Regions from separate parts of the Homo sapiens genome. Here region 2 is linked to region 1. A link is a loop called in an ENCODE intact Hi-C map of the cell type or tissue named here. Cell type or tissue: endothelial cell of umbilical vein. All regions are shown on one strand. Links, peaks and the distances in the headings refer to the core of each region. The heading gives the core; the rest is flanking DNA.

Region 1 (11,892 bases), core at 2,103-10,102:
TTACAAGTGTTACTTTACTTGTAGCAATTCTTGTGAAATACATGGTTGGAACATTAACAAAAAATTTCTATTAACCAAGCCACAGGAAAACATAGGAGAATGAACAAAAGAAGCCAGCCACAAAGAGGACCGATACCTATTTCCATCTATTTAAAACAAAAATCAGGTAAAACGGATCTATGCTGTTGTAAGTCAGGATCGTGGTAACCTGTGAGGGGTGGGGACAACTGGAAGGAGATACAAGGGAGATCTCTGGTGAGCTGTTGATGTTGTTTCTTAACCTTGGTGCTGATTAAGTTTCTCTATAATGTATAATACATAGCAGATTGGTAACCTCAAAAATGCTATTGCCTATTCACAACGATAGGTGAAATATACACTAGTCATTGATTCACGGAAGTTGACTATATTCAGAGAGAATGTGTTAGACAGGAAATACAAACAAACAAAAACAACCAACCAAACAAAAAAACAGGTGCCTTAGAATCTTATGGACGTAGGGTTCAAATGGCACCTCTGCTTTTTTACTTGAGTGAGGCTGGAAACTTTTTATATTCTTTCTGAAGCTTGGTTTCCTCACCTGTAAAATGGGAAAAAATGTGCACTTTTATGGGAGCCAATTGGAAGCTCTAAATAGCCAAAGCTAGAAGAGTTAGAGCAACACAACAAAGTAGTAAGCCATAATCCAAAGTATAAAATCAATATTCATGAGTCCAAACTGATATAAATAAGTGATTGAACTAATTAATAAGCGAGGGAGAAGAGATAAATCTCCTGTGCAGAATTCCAAATAATGTATAGAGCTATTCCACCCTAAAGAAGGAAGAGCATAACTCCCCACTTTCTCTTTTCTTTTCTTTTTTTTTTTTTGAGAGAGAGTCCCCCTCCGTCACCAGGCTAGAGTGCAGTGGCGCAATCTCGGCTCACTGCAAGCTCCGCCTCCTGGGTTCAAGCGATTCTCCTGCCTCAGCCTCCTGAATAGCTGGGACTACAGGCGCGCACCAACATGCCCGGCTACTTTTTGTATTTTTAGTAGAGACGGGGTTTCACCATGTTGGCCAGGATGCTCTCGATTTCCTGACCTCGTGATCCACCCGCTTCGGCCTCCCAAAGTGCTGGGATTACAGGCGTGAGCCACCGCGCCCAGCCTAACTCCCCAGTTTTTAAGTGTGGCCTGTGCACAACGGCTTCCTTTCAAAGCGTACAGCTTGGGAAGGGGAAAAAGCAACTGTGCAGTGGAGAAAACTGATGAACACCACTTCAACCAGGTCAACATCTTCCAGGTCAACATCAGCAGCAGTCTTAAGTCACATGGGTGCTATGTACCCTTAATGTGATGTGATGTGATGAAATGGCATTTTACCTCTGTGATCTTCTTCCCCCAAACCTATAATCCCAGTCTAATCAGGAGAAAAGCATCAGACAAATTCAAATAGAGAGGCGTTCTACAAAATCCCTGATGAGCACTCCGTCAAACTATCAATTATGTCAACTATGTCAGGTCTGAGAACCTGTCATAGCCCACAGGAGTCTAAGCAGACAGGATCACTAAATGTAACACAATGTCCTGAACAGGATCCTACAGCAGAAAAAGGACATTAGGTAAAAGTAACGCAATGTGAATAAAGTATAGAATTTAGTTAATAATAATGTATCAATATTGGGTCATTAATTGTAGAAGATGTAACTACATCATACTAATGTAAGATTGTTGTTGTTGTTAATTTTTTTTTTTTTTTTTTGAGATAGGGTTTTGCTCTGTCGCCTAGGCTGGAGTGCAGCAGTATGAGCATGCTCACTGCAGCCTCAACCTCCTGGGCTCAGGTGATTCTCCCACCTCAGCCTCCTGAGTAGCTGGGGCCAGGGGCGTATGCCAGCACACCTGGCTAATTTTTAAATTATTTGTAGAGGCAGGGTCTCCCTTTGTTACCCAGGCTAGTCTCAAACTCCTGGGCTCAAGCGATTCTCCTGCCTCAGCCTCCCAAAGTTCTGGAATTACAGGTGTGAGCTACCGCACCCAGCCATAAGATGTTAATAATAGGGAAACTGTATGCGAAGTATTTGGGAACTCTCGGTACTAGCTTTCTGATTTTTTTGTAAATCTAAATTTGCTCTAAAAAATAAAATCTGTTTTTTTAAAAAATGTGCATCTTACCTTAGGTTGCAAGCATAAAGTGAGATAACATATATAAACATAAGGCTCTCAAACTTTTTGGACTTAGTCCCCTTACATGGGCAAAAGTCATTAGGGCTCACCTACCCCACCCATTCCCACATCAGCTTTGTGTTGGTTCACATGTGCCCTAAGGGTAATGCGAATTTTCACGGTGACCAGGTCTTAGTTGAATGCTGAATTACAGTCATCTGTACAGTTCAGTTTCCTTTGTGAATATAGAATCGAGAAACCCTTCCTAAGTTATGTTCCTATTAAAAAATGAAGGTCATTTAAAAGAAAAAATCTGATTTTTAGGCACTGTGGACAGATGGCGGGGCTCAGGGAGGGTGATGAATGGGTCCAGGGAGCGAGTACAGGGCAAGAACATGAAACTGTGAGAAGGTGATGGGTTGTGCCTGGACTGTGATACTTCTTCATTTACTCAATTGTTCATTCTGTCATTCGGTAAATATTTACTACAGGCGCTCAGTGGGTGTGGGGTCTGGAACAGTGAACCAGACAGCCCAAGAGAGTCCGTACTCTGATGGAGATCACCTAGTTTCTTCTCTTTCCTGCCTGTATTATTTTCCAATGAGTGTTCCCTTAAGGAGGAAACTGGAGTTCTCTATAAAAGTAAACTATGACATATTCCTAGAACTTTCCTATTAATAACATTCACCAATATTGTAATTATTTATCCAATGTGCATCTTCTCTCTAGACCAGGGTTTCTCAGCCTTGGCACTGTTGATATTTGAGGATGGATGTTGGCTGGCAGATGTTGAGAAGCATCCCTGGCCTCAATAGTAGTCTGTGTTGTGACAACCAAAAATGTTTCCAGACATTGCCAGATATTCCCCAGGGGACAAAATTGTCTGTGGTTGAGAATCGCTTTCCTGCATTGGTGGCTCTCAATCCTGGCTGAAGTTTGGAATCTCCTGAAGAGATCTCAGAAACTGTTGCCAGTGGATACCGACCCCTATCCAGGCCAATTAAATGGGAGTCTCTGGGGATGGGCATTGACTTTTTTTTAGATTGTAGTGGGATTGAGGAGTGAGAACCTCTTTCCTAATCAGTATGCGTCATGAAGCCAGGGAGTATTTGTCTTCTGTGGGTGGGTGTTTTTAGGACCTAACACAATGATATCTGAATGAATGAGGGAACAAAAGAATGAAGGTGAAGACAGGTAGGAAGATGTGTCAGAAGTTAAAAGTGGCACCGGGACAGTACAGGAATGTGTTTTGCAAAGAGCAAACCTGGGTTTCACGGCTGACTCTACCACATTCCCGTTGTGTAGCTTTGGGCAAGTGTTTAATTTCCCGGGCACTTCAGTTGCTCATCTTAACACAGGAATCACAAGAATATGGGAGAATTCTTCATAAAGGTTATGTTCCAAGAAAAATGCATTTGTTTCCATTAAAAAAAATTGACATGAAAAATCTAGCTATTTCCCAAGGCCTCCTCACCCGACAACTGTTATCCGTTAAGAATGCTGAGGGCAAAGGAGGAGGGAGGTCAAGTATTTGCTCTTCCTGGATTAAGAGTTGAGCTTTTATTTTGACCTCAGGGCAGTCCTAAGTATGCTAGAGTTTTGTTGTATTTCTCTAACATTTTATTATACCTTAATCTATTTTATGGGGAACAGGCAATGTCAACATGAGGGTGGCAATCTGATGGATTGCCTAAGTCTTAAACTAAAGGGTGGGGAAAGTCCACTTCCCACTAGTTTCCCACAGGCTTTCTACCAGCTAAACAGCTTTGATTCAGATGACCTTTGTAAGTGGGAAACTGTAGGTCAGGGATCTCCAACTCAAAAGGCTATGGGGTCAGGGTAGGCTGCATTACTGAGGGAAGCTGGTGATGGGAATGTGTGTGTGTGTGAGAGCTCTTGATCAGTGAACCTTGTTTCTTCAAGTGCATACCCCATCAGAGGGGGAGCCCCGGAGGTCCTCAGCCTCAGCTGATGGGTCCCTTGTGGGAATGCCGACTCATCTCCTGGTTAATCAAGAGAAACCATTGATCTGGGTTTTCAGGTACAATCTCCCGATTCTGAGTCTTTGTTCAAATTTTTGCAAAATTCATTGTGTGGGACAAATGAAATGCCTATTCAGATCACATCCTTTTACTGATAGATAGCAGATCTTCAATTTGTGTTTGTCCGTTCTACCATAAGAAGTGAGATTCCACTATGAGAAAGGGTCTTGGTGCCTCTGAAGATACCAACCCCGTAAGCACCTCCACCTTAAGCTGCTGGTAGTTGAAGACATCATTGGCAAAGGGAGCACTCGGAGGAGCTTTAGGGGCAAGGACGCATAAAGCAGAGCTGTGATCTTTGGCTGATTCATCGCTGTGGCTAGAAAAGCAGTGAGGACCTTCTGAGAGAACTGATCTGAAAACCTTTTTGGTTCCAGAAACTGGAGGGAGCCAATGAAAGGAGTAGTGTAGTGTCGGTTTTTTAAAAAAAGTTTCCATTTATGGGCCAGGCGTGGCGACTCACACCTGTAATCCCAGCACTTTGGAAGACTGAGGCAGGTAGATCATGAGATCAGGAGTTCAAGACCAGCCTGGCCAAGATGGTGAAACCCCGTCTCTATTAAAAATACAAAAATGAGCTGGGCATGGTGGCAGGTGCATGTAATCCCAGCTACTTGGGAGGCTGAGGCAAAGAATTGCTTGAACCCAGGAGGCAGAGGATGCAGTAAGCCAAGATTGTGCCACTGCACTCAAGCCTGGGTGACAGAGTGAGACTCTGTCAAAAAAAAAAAAAAAGTTACCATTTATTTAATAAACATCTGGAGAGCAGTGGCTTTGTGCCAGACCTTGTTCCAATTACTTTAATATATCAAATTATTTAATCCTTCGAACAACTCTATGACCCAGGTCCTACTGTCACTCCATTTTAAAGATGGGGAAACTGGGGCACAGAGAGGTTAAGTGACAGCCAAAGTCACACAGCTGTTAAGTGACAGAGCTGGGATTTGAACCCAGGTCTCCCAGCTCCAGAATCCAGGTTATCATCATTTCTCTTGGCTGTATTTTAATAGGGACGATTTTATCTATAGTAATGAAAAATTATGGCTTTGAAGACTATGTAGAAATATGTAAAACCAGTCTATATAATAGTAATTTAAAAATCAGCTGTCAAATTGTATGTGTGCTATAACTGTTAAAGAACGATATGTAGGAAAAAAGACTAGAAGAAAAAGAACATGAACATTATGAGAGTTATGCAATATGGTGAGATTATGGAGAATACCTTCTTTTATTGATCTCAGTATTGACTGTGAGCTTTTATTTCTTGTATGATGTTTTATTAATGACTAAAAAACATTTACAGGTTTGTAAATTTATCCCCCATCTTCCTTCTTTCTGAATGTAGCTTCCAAAGGACAGTGCTTGTGTTCCAGGGCACATGCATCCCAGCACTCAGTCCTGTATTTACAGGGTGGATGCGTTTTATTCAAGAGGCCTGGCCTGAAGAACTCCCAAACACGCGTTATTCACAACGTGCCCAATTTAAGACTTGAACCAACAAATGATGGGGTGTTTCCGTTCACCAGCTAATATGGTGCCCCCATGTGGCAGTAGCATAAATACACTTTGCAACTACATTACACAATTCCTAATACCCTCAAATTCAAGGTGATTCACATTATTTCCCTTTTGCACATAAACTGAGTCTTTATTAACATTTTTAGAATTAACTGCTATTTCAAATTCACTCCAATCTTGTACAAATGGGTCTGTAGTAGTCATTGCCTGTCCCAAGTTGATGGGTTTCCAGGCTGCTAGAGACAGAATGATCCCAAATGACATAGTTTAACACCAACCTCAGCATTTTCTCTGCCCTGTTGAGCACTTACTATGAGTCAGGTGCCCTCAGCACTAGTGACAAAGGACCCTCTCTCAGTTTGTAAGGCACAAATATTCTAGTGCCCTCTTCAATGCTTATTCATCCAACATGTGCTTTTTATTGAGCATCCACTATGGGCTAAGCCTTGTGCTTTGGAGGATTTGAATATTTTATACCCCAGTTGTTTATATCCTAATCTGTGCCTGGCTCCAAACTACCTCTGCTGTGTCTTAGCTGAATGACTTAATCCTTCTGTGCCTCAGTTTCCTCCTCTGTAAATGGGTGATGGTAACATTACTTACCCCCCAGGGTGATTGAGAGGATTCAGTGAGTAAATGCATGTGAACTAGCTGGAACTTGGTAAACATGCAATCCATACTTGGTGTGCTTATTTTCAAACACCACTGTTGGGTAACTCTTATGAAACACTTCCAACTTCTCACGAAAGCCCTGGCTTTGTTGCCAGGTTTCCGGAGTATACAATTATTTTCCCCTCTCCTCAAGGAGTGATTCCTTAGCCACAGACTTTTTCAAGGCCCTCTGACCCCTGAGCTGCCTCAGGACTTCATAGACACCAGGCCTAGCACAGCCTGATCTCTAACATCATAAGTCAGAAATGACGTCACGGTTACAGCCACGATACTGATGACAGCCATTCACAACACGCTGGGCCAGTGCGAAATCCTGTCTTGCTGACTGCCCATGCCAGTCTAGGAGGGGGTGTTATGATAATCCTACCTTCCATGTGAGGAAGTGGAGGTTCCACATGGTTATATGTGACTTTCCCAAGGCTTGTAAGTGGAAGAGAAGAATCAGGCAGTCTGAGTCTTAACCAAGATGTTCAGCTGACAGTCAGTAGAGGCAAACTCTACATTTACCAATATTGTGAGTGGAAACATCTGAAAATTAAAATAAAGACACAGTTTTATTTTTTAAAAAGACTGATGTAGTAATTGTTTGGAATAGGCTCTATTAGGCATTTCACAAATATTAACTGACACAGGTACCATTATTTAGCCCATTTTACAGGTAAGGAAGCAGAGGCAGAGAGTAATTAGAAAGGCTCTCTAGGGTTACACAGGCAGGAATAGCAGGGCTAGACTCGCACCCATTCGCCTATGCCACACTGCCTCATGGGTAAACACAAGCAGATGGTCTCCCGTGATCTTTGGCTTCATTAATTTACTGCCAAACAAAAAAAAACCTCAGATTTAGTTAGGAGAGACTTTATTCAAAAGGATTATTGCAGTAGAGGGAATGTTCTGACCACTTAATCTGCAAGTGTCTCAAGATGAGGCAGTAAATATTTTGCTTTGCTAAAGAGGCATAAACAAGGTTAGAAAGAAGTGGGTGTTGGGGGCTGGGATGATCAGAGTGACACAATCAGACAGTGGTTGAGGGCTGATCAGGAAGGTCTGTAAAGAGGAGTTGTCTGCTGGCTCAGGCTGAGGGTGGGCCAGGACCTGGGGAAAGGAGAGACTCTACACCAAAGTTAGGTTAACGAACACTTTGTTCCGACTGACCAGTGGAAACAGGCAGTTAAACTAACCACAAAAACAAAGAAAGGGAGTTTGGAGGCTCTGGGTCTGGCCTTGTCATAGGTAAACAAGTGGGGGCACCTATGAGTCTCATCTAAGTCATATGGGGAAGGGAGTTCTTTGCAGTGAGCTGTTTCCCAGAACACAAAAGGGTGGGGACATTTCTTAACCTTTGCAATTTTCCAGTATCACAGGGCTTGCCTAAAGTTCAACACTGTTGTCACCTGTAGGCTCTTCCAAGGAACTTTCCTAAGAGAGTCAGATCCTAGGCTCATGAAGCTGCTCAAAGGCACTGCCTTCCAAAATGTGACAAATTATCCTCTACTCAAAGGAAAAGGAGTCAAGATCACAATGTCTCCTCCTTGCTCGCATCCCTTTACCTGCCACGCTGGCTTCTTTCACTCAGTGTAATGGTTTCAATGTTCATGCTGTAGCAAGCATAGAAACTTCATTCCTTTCTATGGCTTAATAATATCTCACTGTTGGGTATACCATATTTTTTATCCATTCATTAGTTGATGGATGTTTGGTTAGTTTCTTTTTTTCTGTTGTTATGAATAATGCTGCTATGAACATTTGTGCACAGGTTTTTGTGTAAATATATATTTTCATTTATCTTGGGTACACACCTAGGAGCAGAATTGCTAGGTCGTCTGGTGACATTATGTTTAACCTTTTGAGGACTGTTTTCCAAAGCAAAGATAACTAGTTTTAGTGTCTGCAGTAAGTGAAAAAGATGTTCAGGAAAGACACTAAAACTAACTCGAGAAAGAAGAGGGATTATTAGGAGGATGTGGAATTTCTTAAAGCATACATGGGGAAGAGAGCACTTGAGGTTTACCAGAGAGTGGAAAGCTATCATGAGCCAAGAAGATGCTCGTCTATGTCTGTGGACAACATCTGACCTCAGACTCTGCTCTTATTTGTAGCTTTGCCTCTTGTTACTCTTCAAGAGGACTTAGCCCATATCTCCATGTGCATGAAGGAAGACAGCCACCCAGTCCCCCCATTTGCTATTGAGTTTAATGACCTCTTTGGTCAGACAGTATCGGACACTGCTTTGGATCTTGCAGCCACAATTCCACATTTCTGAAAGAGAAAAGCTGGTTGACTCTGGTCCAATCAGCCCCAGACAAGAGGTGGAGTTACACAGGACAATTATAACCTTGTGGACCCCTGTGGGGAAGGGGAAGCTGGGAAGCTCTCAGCATCTTGTGTGGAGGCACACAGTGTTGAACACATCAAAGTGTTTGTGGGATGCAAGGCCAAAGGAAGGATTGGAAAGTGCAAAGTTCATGATTCTCAGGTGGATTTGGGGAGCAGATGATGGACTTCAGGTTTGGATACAGGTGACAGTTTGCATGCCTTCATGGTCAGCAGCTCTAAGTGGGTGGATGACCCCTTTCCCCCTCTCTTAGCTCTCTAGAGAGCAGCAGATACCCTGATTGACTGTTTATGTGCTCCGTAGAGTCAAGGTCATGGTGTTTGTCTCTGCACTGCAGAACAGTTTTCTTCTCTGTGCAGAAGGAACATGCTGGGCATCCTGATATCACACAAGCCTCTAGGGGGAACTGGGGGCTTTAAAATCCATGGCCCCCATATATCTAGCTGTGCCAATAATAAGGCAGAAGCATAAGGTATGGTACCTCACAAAATGGGAAAGGCTGTCCACGAAACACTTGGTCTCACCCAGCAGGGTGTGTATAACCAGGCTCTAGATACTTTTAACTCCAACCTGGTTCAAAGTTAGTTATTTTCAGGTTAATTCATACCCTTTCTTACAGACCACAAGAGGATCATCCTGGGATTAGCTTGCCCAAACCTCCCTTCTCTGCTGACACAGATGAAGGAGAAGGTGGCTGGTCCAGTACGACAGTGACTCATGAACTTGGATTTAGGATCCAATAGAGTCCAGGTCGATCCCTACCATCTGTGTGATCTTGGCATCTCTTGTTTTCAGTTTCCTCATCTGTAAGATAGGAAGGATAATTTCTACTGTAGACATTTGGGGAATAATTTTATAAGACAGACTTGACCACTACTGGTATTTAGGGGATTCCAGGGAGAGCACACACAGCACTGGTCTGCAGTCTGGTGAACTTGCCAGTGTCCAGCATCTGGCCTCAGCACTGTGGATCCAGAAGTTGGATTTGTCCAGCAACAGGTCCATTTCTTCAGGAACTGGGCTCACAAAATGGTTATACACATATATTATATATTAGTACCAGAATTCTAATGCATTAATTTACACTAAGACAGGTGTCTATCACATGGTCCAGACACTTGCATGTGTTTCAGTTGGTACCATCTCCTCCTCTGGCCAGCCCCAGGGAGGAAACCACTTACACTCAAGAGCTATTTGCTGGGCAATGACATACATGGAGACATAAGAAGGAAGGAGATGGAGCAAACGTTAAATGCAATCAGTGATGGCAACCAGAGGCGTTCATCTCATAATGGTGGTGTCAGAAGGACAGGAGTACACACACCTTTTGCCATGACTATCATTCTCTCTCTGGCAGTGTTCGCACATGCCAACCATGCTAGGATCTCTCTCTCTTCCACCTTTTTCTACACTTAGAGGACTGACCAGTCTCCATTCTAATTAGCATAGCCTTTAAAAAAAGAAATTACAGAAGAAAAATAAGTACTTTTTTGTAGCAAAAATGGTAAACATTACAAGATAAGGTCCACCCTCCATTCTGCCTGTCCTCCTAAGGAAAACTTAGGGAATCTCTCCTTCCAAATTCTTTTTTATTTTATTTTATTTTTTTACATTTCCACACCTCGCTATTTATGGCATCAACTCTCCTTCTTTTTTGCATTAAAATTGGATTTTATTAATTATTATTATACTGCAAATTATTTTATTTCACTTAACAAAGCATCTTGGAGCAATAGCCATGTCATTGTCAATAGTTCTATTCCATCTTTAAAACTGCTTTGTCTTATTCCATTTTGTGTACCGTAATTTAGGTACCCATTCTCCTATTCATAGACATTTAAGTTAATTCCTTCTTTTGCTTTTATACAGTGTTGTAAAGAACATCATTTATGTGCCTGCAAGTATTTCTCTAGGATAAATACTGAGACTTTTTGGGTCAAAAGATAGGCCAATTCACACTGGTGGATTTTAGTCCTGCACATGTTTATCAATAGTGTATGTGAACACCTGCCCTCTCTTTGCAGACAGTAGATTTCAGGCCCCTGTTGTTAGCTTGGAAGCGAGATCTCTTTCCTGCCCACTCACATACTGATCTTTGAGTTGATTCTCTGCATGTACTCTGATTTTCCTTATTTCCCAATTCTTGGCGGGCATGTCTGACTACCAACAAGAGATCCCTGCAGGAGTCCAAGGAAGATCACATGACACAGGCAATGTGAAATACTTTCTTATTAAAACAAGAGAGACGTTAACTGTTATATGTTTATTATGGTGTATGTAGCTCAAAGGGTGATTTAATGTTCATGTTATCTTCAACTTAGGAATTTCAGACATCAACGTTTTGCACTTGTGGGTATAAAACACTTTTTCCTGGGTCCCTAATACCCTCTTGGCTGGGTTGGGTATACTCCCATCTCAAATTCTGAGAAGCTTAAGTCATACTTTGTGTATTACATTAGTCTCTGTTTTCACAGAGCAATGCAATTAGGGCTTTCTATCTGGTTTCTGTTGTAACTTTCTTTTTAGGCTTGACGTCTATTCCATGGCTCAGGGCAGACCATGGATAGGGAAAAAGGCCCAGGAGGGTGAGAAACACAGGTGGCCATGAACTTTTTATAATCCAGCATGAACTGGCCCCCATGGGCAGCCTCTGTTATTGCCCTGTGTCTCCAAAAGGCAAAACCGAGTCCAAAGTATGAGTTTGTAATGAATGTTTGACTGAAGGTTTTACAGAGTGAGTGAAGTTACATCAAACACTACACATTATAGATTACTGAAGCTACTTCCATTGGATGCCTTGGTTTTCCTTCCCAATTACTTTGGCCACCAGCCACTCCTGGACTACCCTTCCCCCATGCCTTTCTCTTTCCACCTATGCCCACTCACAACCCCTAATTCTATATTATGCCCCTTTCTTTATATGGGGAAATGTATCTGTCTGGCTTGGCTTCTCCTCCCACCTCTCCACTTAGAACATAAAGAAACTTCCTCAGGAACCCCTCTCTTCAGAGAGCATGGAGAATCGTAAACAACGTAATATGTTTTCCTTGTTAAATATTTTCTCCTGTCACTCTGGTTTGACCTCACTCCCTACTCCCCTGACCCTATGCAGGTGGTGATTGCGGGCTTGGCCATGCTTTGTGCAAGTATCTGGATGAGCTGGGCTTCACGGTATTTGCCGG
Region 2 (9,649 bases), core at 1-8,000, 170 kb before region 1:
AAAATATAGCCATAACACTCCTCTTACAGCTTGTGCAATTAACAGTAATTTTTAAATGCCATCCGATACCCAGCCTGCATTTGGATTTCATTGATGGAAGAGAAACTTATGAGTAGAGAAGACATGTTTTGCACAAGGCCATCCACACTGAGGGCTCAGGAAAGGGTCGTAGCTACCCTAGTAGGCTGATAAATGGTGAATGAGGATGTTGATGCGTGTTGTAATCATCATGCCTTCCTAGTGCCGGGGTTGAATGATGATGATCAAAAGAAGGCTTATTTGCCCAACCTGAGACTAAGTTTGAGGGAGGAAGTAAAATGAAGGTAATAAGTTAATTTTATTGGGCACAGTCACGTTAGGTCTGAGCTGGTGCTAGAGTGAGGTAGAGAGAAATTCATGCACTTTTTTCCCTTCATTATTTTCCTTCCACTAAATTATTCAGTTTAGTAGGGAACGATTAAAGTTAAATTGGTTAAATTCTTGGGGACAAGTAGCCTCGCATCCTAGAATTCACCACCTGGTAGGGAGACTGGGGCGTGTAGATTTACCCCACCTAGTGGTGGTTGACTTTATTACGTGCTTTCCCCAAACGGGGCCCTTTGCTGGGCTGCCCTTAGAGATCAGGGATCTGGGGCCAGGAGAAAGTGTAGGAAATCTCTCTCTCTGCATCTGGGGAGTTAGGACCCGAGCAGCCATGAGCATCCATGCGATGTTTGTTGGTCACACAGATGCTCATATGGAATAATCACTGCAGCACTTTGTGTGCAAATTAGTATGCCTTTTCTAGAAAACACTTTGGCTGTATGCAATGAAAAGAAAGCTTTACAACTCGATTCTATATCTGGAGTAAATAGTTGCCCTCCCAGACACTTATCCTAAGGAAATAATGGCAGCATTTTTAATAGGAATGAAAACTTGGAAGTAATCTAAATTTCTTTAGAGGATTGGTTAAGTACGCCATAGTACAGCTCTGGGATGGATGGGTGATGGGATAGGAAGGGGGTTAAAAGTATGTTTCTAGAATCAGTGTTTCTGGGTTTAGTCTGAGGCTCATGACTGGGACCACTTACTTAATGACTAGAAGCCTCTCCTCTGTTTCCCCATTTATATAACATGGAGAATAACCTGTACCTCCTGGGGTGGTGGTAAGTTCAAGATGAGACACCGTGTGGGGCCGAGTATAGAGTCAGTGCTCAGTGTTGATGGCCATCGCCATTTATTTTTATTTTCATCCTTATTCTTTGCCATTTTCACTATTACAGGTATCTAGTGCAATACCCTACACCAAGTGGATGCATTTTATAACCCCTAGAATATTGACATTTCAGTCTTCTTTAGGTAGAAGATTTCTTTCTTTGCAGCCAGTCCAGGGCCAGGTTATATTAGCTAAGTACCCATGCCTTTTGATAAATGCAAAAACTTTGTAGGGGGAAGGAAGGAGAATGCCTCCAGCCTCTTTGGGACATCTTGGCCAGGCAAAGTTGTTTTTTTTTTTTTTCTTTTGAGATGGAGTCTCGCTCTGTCACACAGGCTGGAGTACAGTGGCGCGATCTCTGCTCACCGCAAACTCTGTCTCCTGGGTTCACGCCATTCTCCTGCCTCAGCCTCCCGAGTACCTGGGACTACAGGCACCCGCCACCACGCCCAGCTAATTTTTTGTGTTTTTAGTAGAGACGGGGTTTCACCGTGTTAGCCAGGATGGTCTCGATCTCCTGACCTCATGATCCGCCCACCTCGGCCTCCCAAAGTGCTAGGATTACAGGCATGAGCCACCACGCCCGGCCTAGTATTTTAATAAAATATCCCACAATTTGGGTTTCATGTTCTAGTATTCAAAGATTCTGACACCTCTGTATTCAAATGAGCTTGTAGTTTCCCACCTTCCTAGCTGTTTTGGGCCCCTGATCCAGGCATATTTGCAAGAGTCAACAGCAGTTCATTTTTGTCTTGCACCCATGCATGTCACCAGCCTGCTGGTCACCACCTGATTTGTGTCTGTTCTTCTATTTTTCATTGTTTCGGACATTGCATCCAGCCCTTCCCATCTAAGCACACACACATCTGGTCGCATATTTGCTTCTATTAGTCATAAAGATAAAGTTGTTAGAATATTTGAAGTGAAGAAAGCATTGATCAAAGTTGAATTTACATGTCATATTTCATCCCCTTTTCCTATGAATATTTGGGATTTCAGGGCATGGAGAGGAAAGCAACAGTTACTTAATATTATGCATTCTTTTTTTAAAGGGTTTCTAGAATGTCTAGGACTGTGCAGCAGCTGCTTTGGAACTGGTCATGTATATTTCAGACGTTATCAGTGTTTCAGCAGCCCTGTTTGCCTATTCTTTTGAAAAGAGGGCATATGATTACATTCCATATCAGTTTCGTTATTTGGAGCTGAGACTCTGCAGTTTACAAGCTGTGTGAGCTTAGGATCATGAGGTATTGTTCCTGGGCCTCTGTTTCCTTTTCTGTAAAATGACAATGGCAATAAATGACTTGCGGAGTTGTGTGGACTAAGTGAGATGACCATAGGAGGAAGAAAGATGCTTGTTTGCACAAGCTGCCACGGTCAGAGTACTTTCTTTTTTTTTGAGACAGAGTTTCACTCTGTTGTCCAGGCTGGAGTGCAATGGTACAACCTCGGTTCATTGCAACCTCCGCCTCTTGGGTTCAAGCAATTCTCTTGCCTCAGCCTCCTGAGTAGCTGGGATTACAGGCACCTGCCACCACGCCAAGCTGATTTAAAGAAAAAAAAAATGTTTGTATTTTAGTAGAGATGGGGTTTCACCATGTTGGCCAGGCTGGTCTCAAACTCCTGAGCTCAGGCAGTCCACCCGCCTCGGCCTACCAAAGTGGGTCTGAGCACTTTCTGTGCACCAGGTGCTGCATTAGGCACATAACCTAATAAGATTTTATACAATGCTTCATACAGTGTACATTTCATACAATGCTTCACAGAAACTGTGTGGTAGATACTCTTATTCCCACTTCATGGATGGGGAGGCACAGAGACGGTATGTAACTTGCCCAAGGTCAACTAGGTGGAATGAGATGCCAACCCAGGTAAGTGACCTGGAAGGCTGATGTAACTACTATGCCCCCAGGCTGCTTCATACTAACAAACGTAAAGAGCTATCATAGGGCAGGAGCTGGCAAACCATGACCTATGGACCAAATATAGCTGACCACTTGTTTTTATAAACAAAATATTGTTGGAATACAACCATGCCCATTTGCCTACGGATCATCTGTGGCTGCTTTTGCAACACAACAGCGGAGTTGAGTGGTTGCGACAGACACCGTATGGCTCAGAGAGCCCAAAATATTTACCTCTGGCTCTCTGCAGAGAACATTTGCTGACCCCTGGCAGAGGGCCATGTGCAGAATGAGGCCTCAACATGTGGTGGTCGATTGCAAGTGAATTCGGAATTGGTTGATGTTTCAGTCTTCGATTGCGACTGGATGGACCCTGGGAAATGAAGAATTTTATCAGTTCTCACTTTGCTGATCTCTCGTTCTCTTTGTCATTTTAAGGAGCATTGGGCTCAGGATCTGAACAAAGTCCGTGAGCGGATGACAAAGTTCATTGATGACACCATGCGTGAAACTGCTGAGCCTTTCTTGTTTGTGGATGAGGTGAGTAGGCTGGGCTTGTTGTCGCTTGGGGGTGACTTTTTGATTGATGTCTGTGCTTTCTGAGGTTTATTTTCTGTTTGTCTTTCCTTGGAGAACTTTGCTGTATGATGTTGCCTCGACTGACTGGTTAGCTGGGATTGTTTCTTTTCTTTTCTTTTCTTTTTTCTCCCAGGTTCTAGATTACTGTAACTGTAACTGCCCAGTGGGTTCATTTTGCCTGCTGCCTAGACAGAACCGATTGATCAAGGCAGGGGAATTGCAATAGGGAAAGAGCTTAACTCACTTAGAGCCAGCTGAATGGGAGACTGGAGTTTTATTATTACTCAAATCATCCTCCCTTTCAGAGGCTGGAGTTTCGTTTTTTTATGTTTTTGTTTGTTTGCTTGTGTGTTTGTTTTTGAGATGGAGTCTCAGTCTGTCACCCAGCCTGGAGTGCAGTGGTGGGATCTCACCTCACTGCAACCTCCGCCTCCCAGGTTCAAGTGATTCTCGTGCCTCAGCCTCCCGAGTAGCTGGGATTATAGGCGCTGTCCACCATGTCTGGCTAATTTTTTTTGTATTTTTAGTAGACAGGGTTTCACTATGTTGGCCAGGCTGGTGTCGACTTCCTGACCCTTGTGATCAGCCCGCCTCAGCTTCCCAAAGTACTGGGATTATAGGTGTGAGCCACCGCACCTGGCGGAGGCTAGGGTTTTTTTTTAAAGATTGTTTGGCGGGCCAGGGAAAGGGTGCTGCTGATTGGTTGGAGATGCAATCATATGGTTGTGGAAAATAGTGTGCTTCTGGGTGGGGCCACAGGACCAGTGGGCGGTCCAGGTAGAGCCATGCGAACGCCCGAAAAGACGTCTCAAAAGGCCAATCTTAGGTTAAACCACAGTGATGTTATCTGTAGGAGTAACTGAGGAAGTTGCTAATCTTGTAACCTCCAGAAAAATGGCTGGTAACCAGTTAGTCTCCACCTTAGCAGAATCCAGGCTCCTCTCATCCTCCTAACCTGGTCTTACCTTAGCTTTACAAAGGCAGTTTATTTTGGGGGAAGGGCTGGTATTTAAACTATAAACTAAATGTTTTCCAAAGTTAGCTTGGCCCAAGCCCAGGAATAATTAAGGGCAGTTTGGAGGTTAAAGGCAAGATAGAGGTTGGTTAGATCAGATCTGTTTCACTGTCATAATTTTCTTGTTGTTCTGATTTTGGAAAGGCAGTTTCATAGCCCTTTCTTACTCTTCTCTACTGACCGTGTTGCCTGGGTGGGATTATTGATTTTGCCACTAGAGGGCATCTGCCACCAGGGAGAGTTGAACCATTGCAAGCACAGAAACAGAATGCGAAGGTGTCTGGGTGCTTGCTGGTCAGAATGGTTGCCTTTGACCTTGCATAGGGAAGGAGGGGAGGTGGAACTGGGGAGCGACTGACCCATATGAGGTCGTTCTCACGCAGCAGAAATTAGGCCCAGATCGCTAAAGCATTTTTTTTTAAGGGGCCAGGAATTGTAACTTGAAATTTCCTGCCCTTTCAACATTCTGATATGGATAACACTCTGTTTCTTAAGTTGGGTCGTGGGTTCACAAATATTCATGCTACTATTATGCTTTAAATTGTATATATGAGGCCGGGTGCAGTGGCTCACGCCTGTAATCCCAGCACTTTGGGAGGCTGAGGCGGGTGGATCGCTTGAGGTTAGGAGTTTGAGACCAGCCTGGCCGACATGGTAAAATTCTGTCTCTACTAAAAATACAAAAATTAGCCTGGTGTGGTGGTGCACGCCTGTTATCCTAGCTGCTTGGGAGGTTGAGGCAGGAGAATCGCTTCAACCCAGGAGGTGGAGGTTGCAGTGAGCTGAAATTGTGCCACTGCACTCCAGCCTGGGCAACAGAGCATGACTCAGTGTGAAAAAACAAAGAAAGAAAAACCAACAACAATGTATATATGGTAAGCATAAACCCTTGCAGTAGCAAATATTTTAGGATAAACATTACAAAGGAAAATATTGTCTAGGTCCATGGAACAAATATGTCGCTGCAGCCCATTGCAGCCTGAGCCTTCGGTATTGAAAACGTGGGTAACTGAGGTCTGGAGACCGCCTGTTGATTTCCCGCATCAGAGCTGTTCTTCCCCCCTGGTGGGCGCAGACCAGAAACAAGCAGACACCATCCTGCCCGTCAACGTGATGATTCGGTCTTCGTGTTTGACTCTTTTAGTTCCTCACGTACCTGTTTTCACGAGAAAACAGCATCTGGGATGAGAAGTATGACGCGGTGGACATGCAGGACATGAACAACCCCCTGTCTCATTACTGGATCTCCTCGTCACATAACACGTGAGTTTCAGATGAGCCTGTGATGGGTTGGGCAGCACAGAGCACGTGAGGGTTGAGGCAGGGGTCCGATACGCCGCTCCGGTGAGCCCTGTTGTGAAGCAGGTGGAGGGTGTAGCACCGCATTCCTTGGACTAAAATACACAGAAGCTTCTGGAAGGGGCTGGGAACACACTTCCCTTTGTCAGCTGGCATTGTAATAATAATCTCTTTTCTGTGGCCCTAAAAAGCTAGTAAAAACAAAAGTAACTTAGTTTATGTAACTTAGTAACTAAAGTAACATAGTAAACTTAGTTTTTCACGATTTGGGCATCTCACAGTAGCCACAGCAAAGCAATTCAGTGACTCATTGAATTGACTTATAGGGAGTGTGTACCCTGTGCCTGCTGGGAGCTGGGGATGTGGCTGTGAACCGGCAGCAGCCATGTCCTCATGTGCTGGGAGGAAGACCTCCATTGAAAGTTAACCACAGAATAGGACTTGCTGATGTGGGGAGCAGGTGGTAAGGCAAGGAGAAGTGTTTCAGACAGAGGAGCAGCATGTGCCAAGGCCCTGGGGCAGGAACAACTGAGAGGAGTCTGCTAAGGCTGGAGTGCAGAATCCAGGAGAGCGGTGTCAGGAGGGGAGGAAGGCAGGTCCTGCTGGAGCAGGATCTTGTAGGTCACCGTGAGAGCTGTCGGGGAGACCCTGACGACTTTTAACCAGAAGATGAGATGCTCACAGGGGGCTCTTGGGATGGTTACTCTGATTGCAACAGAAGGAGGATACAGGATGTTGCGCTGATGTTCCAGTATTTAGTCTGTCTTATTGGGTGAGGGGTGAAGTCCTTGGGTGATGGCCCCCACAGCTGTGGGTGGGGACTTTCCTAAGTGACATTCCAGGGGGTCATCTGGGAAAAGGCTTTTTATGGTGTTATGCTCCAGGCATTTGGGAAGGTAAAATGTCTTTCAGGGGGAAATTGATTTCACAGTTCTCTCTTCCCCACCATGCCCATCATTTTAAGAGTTTGTGTTTCAGCATGGTGAATTCTAGAAAACCTAGAAGACAGTTAAGAAATACAAACTTAAAAAAAAAACTTTTATTTTCAGTTCAGAGGTACATGTGCAGGTTTGTTAAACGGGTCAACTTGTGTCATGGAGGTTTGCTGTGCAGATTATTTTGTCACCCAGGCATTAAGCCTACTTACTACCCATTAGTTATTTTTCCTGATCCTGTCCCTCCTACCACCCTCTGACAGAACCTAGTGTGAGGAACATAAACTTTTTTTTTTTTTTTTTTGAGACAGAGTCTCACTCTGTTGCCCAGGCTGGAGTGCATTGGTGCGATCTCAGCTCACAACCTCCGCTTTCCCGGTTCAACAGATTCTCCTGCCTCAGCCTCCCGAGTAGCTGGGACTCCGGGCACGAGCCACCATGCCCTGTTTTGTTTTGTTTTGTTTTGTTTTTGTATTTTTAGTAGAGACAGAATTTCACTATGTTGGCCAGGCTGGTCTTGAACACCTGACCTCGTGATCTGCCCGCCTCAGCCTGCCAAAGTGCTGGGATTACAGGCATGAGCCATCGTGCTTGGCCTCGGAACACAAATTTTAAAAAAGTTGGGGTGAATCATGACAAGGAGGAAAGTGCATTAAAGAGTCATTCTTACGGCAGTTTTGGTGGATATGGCTCCTAGCATAGCCGATTGCACCAACAGTTGTTGAATATCTGTTCTGTGCCTGGCCTCAAGCCTTGATATCAAAAGAAGTGCCCATCTTTGTTTAGACCGAGGACCCAGAGAGCGGCCATGGGGCCTTGTTAATTCATCTTCTGCAGCTTTTTTTGCTTCTGACGTGCTTTGACCAACTTCTCCTCAAAAGAACACGTCCTCTCCACGCTTGCATTGCCCAGGTGGTCAGCAGTCACTTCCTGCGATTGTGGCCTGACTTCAGAGCTCATGCCCAGTGTGACCGTGGGATTGTGTATTTCTGTCCTAGGCCTTAGCTTTGAGTCTTTCTACATGGAAGAACTCAGAGCTTTGGCGGCTCGGGCGGAGAAGTTCCCCCACAACACCCTGAGGTGCAGGCTTGCCCCCCAACCCCTGTGGCTGCCACTCTCACACGGCCACCTGCCTTCTCTCCTGCAGGTACCTTACAGGTGACCAGCTGCGGAGCGAGTCGTCCCCAGAAGCTTACATCCGCTGCCTGCGCATGGGCTGTCGCTGCATTGAACGTGAGTAGCTCCTTCTTGGTGGAGGTCAGGCTCGCAGCAAATTGAGGATAACCATGTGGTTGCTCCATGTTTTCTTTCGAATTGTAAAAAGGTTTTAATGGACACATAATAACTGTGCATATTTATGGAGTTAGAGTGTGATGTTTCTTTGTTTTCTTTTTTCTTTCTTTTTTTTTTTTTTTTTGAGACGGAGTCCCTGTCATCTGTATCTCCTCAGCTTCCTCCTGGGCTGGTATTAGAGGAAGGCAAACAGACACCCGCTGTGTTTTGGCAGCTGGGTCCTAGGTGTGCACAGGTACCGCGTATCACCTGGATTGGGGGGTCTCTGAGCAAATGTGAAAAGAATGGTCAGGGCTGGATATGGTGGCTCATGCCTGTAATCCCAGCACTTCAGGAGGCTGAAGTGGGAGGATTGTATGAGGCCAAGAGTTTGAGACCAGCCTGGGCGACATGGTGAGATCGTATCATTACGAAAAGTAAAAAAATTAGCTGTGTGTAGTGGCATGCGCCTGTGGTCCCAACAACTTGGGAGGCTGAGGTGGGAGGATCGCTTGAGCCCAGGAGGTTGAGGCTGTGGTGAGCTGTGATTGTGCCACTGCACTCTAGCCTGGGCAACAGAGCGAGACTCTGTGTCTAAACTGAAAAGAAAAGAAGGGTCAGGTGGCATCTCTGCCTGGGCAGATGGCAGACGCCTTATTTCCCTCCTTCCTTCTCATAGCCTCTCTGGCTATTTTCCTTCCGGCCTCTCTCTCACCAAAGGCTCATGGGTGCATTTGGCTGAGAAAAGGCAACAACCAGCTTGTCGTGGTGTCTCATGCCTGTAATCCCAGCACTGTGAGAGGTCGAGGTGGGCGGATCACTTGAGATCAGGAGCTTGAGATCAGTCTGGCCAACATGGCGAAACCCTTTCTCTACTAAAAATACAGAAATTAGCCAGGCGTGGTGGTGCACATCTGTAATCCCAGCTGCTTGGGAGGCCGAGGCACAGGAATCACTTGAGCCTGGGAGGCAGAGGTTGCAGTAAGCTGAGATCGCGCCGCTGCACGCCAGCCTGGGCAACAGAGGGAGACTTTGTCTCAAAAAAATAAAAATAAAAAATAAATAAATAAAATAAAAAAGGCATCAACTACTGACTTAGGCTCCAGTGTTACCAAAACGACTCATCATGGAAGCAACGTTTTGTAGCAGTTACTCTATAGACTTTCTTCCCGTTTATGATTTTTCTCCTCCCTCAGGAAAAAACAAATGTTTAAAAGTAAAGCTTGAAGCAGTCAGCTCCTGTGCCCTCCAGGGGTCCAAAAGATTGGGGATGTTCATCTTCCACATGACCCATTTCTGTTTGAAAATATTACTGTGAACCTTTACAAATAAATTTCTCATTGCTCTGTATCATTTCCACGGGCAGAAAAGGCAGTCAAGGTTTTCAACAGGTAAAGTCAGAAAATAAAACACGTGGTAAAATCTTCTTTAAAAAGAAGCATTGAGGTTG

Evidence for each region. Hi-C counts contacts between places; a loop is a spot of excess contacts. Peaks named below come from ENCODE experiments on the same cell type or tissue, not always from the same donor. Only the 100,000 strongest peaks of a DNase experiment are listed, where the experiment ranks them.
Region 2: it touches region 1 in a loop (14-fold over the local background); 11 of 110 quality-filtered maps call a loop at or near these places.

What each region holds. Positions count from the first base shown.
Region 1 is chr16:82,056,348-82,068,239 of GRCh38, forward strand. HSD17B2 (hydroxysteroid 17-beta dehydrogenase 2) reads left to right here. Exons shown (of 5, transcript NM_002153.3): 2 at 11,823-11,892. HSD17B2-AS1 (HSD17B2 antisense RNA 1) reads right to left here and starts at 10,419. Exons shown (of 2, transcript XR_933797.3): 1 at 6,746-10,419. In endothelial cell of umbilical vein, for the core only: a CTCF peak has its summit at 5,733 (motif pointing left); a DNase peak (open chromatin) is centred at 5,704; H3K27me3 peaks cover 1,997 bases.
Region 2 is chr16:81,885,635-81,895,283 of GRCh38, forward strand. PLCG2 (phospholipase C gamma 2) reads left to right here. Exons shown (of 33, transcript NM_002661.5): 10 at 3,538-3,639; 11 at 5,838-5,956; 12 at 8,075-8,160. Among named protein-coding and RNA genes, the nearest start is that of PLCG2, 110 kb to the left of the region's middle. In endothelial cell of umbilical vein, for the core only: CTCF peaks have their summits at 556 and 4,908 (motif pointing right); a DNase peak (open chromatin) is centred at 4,927.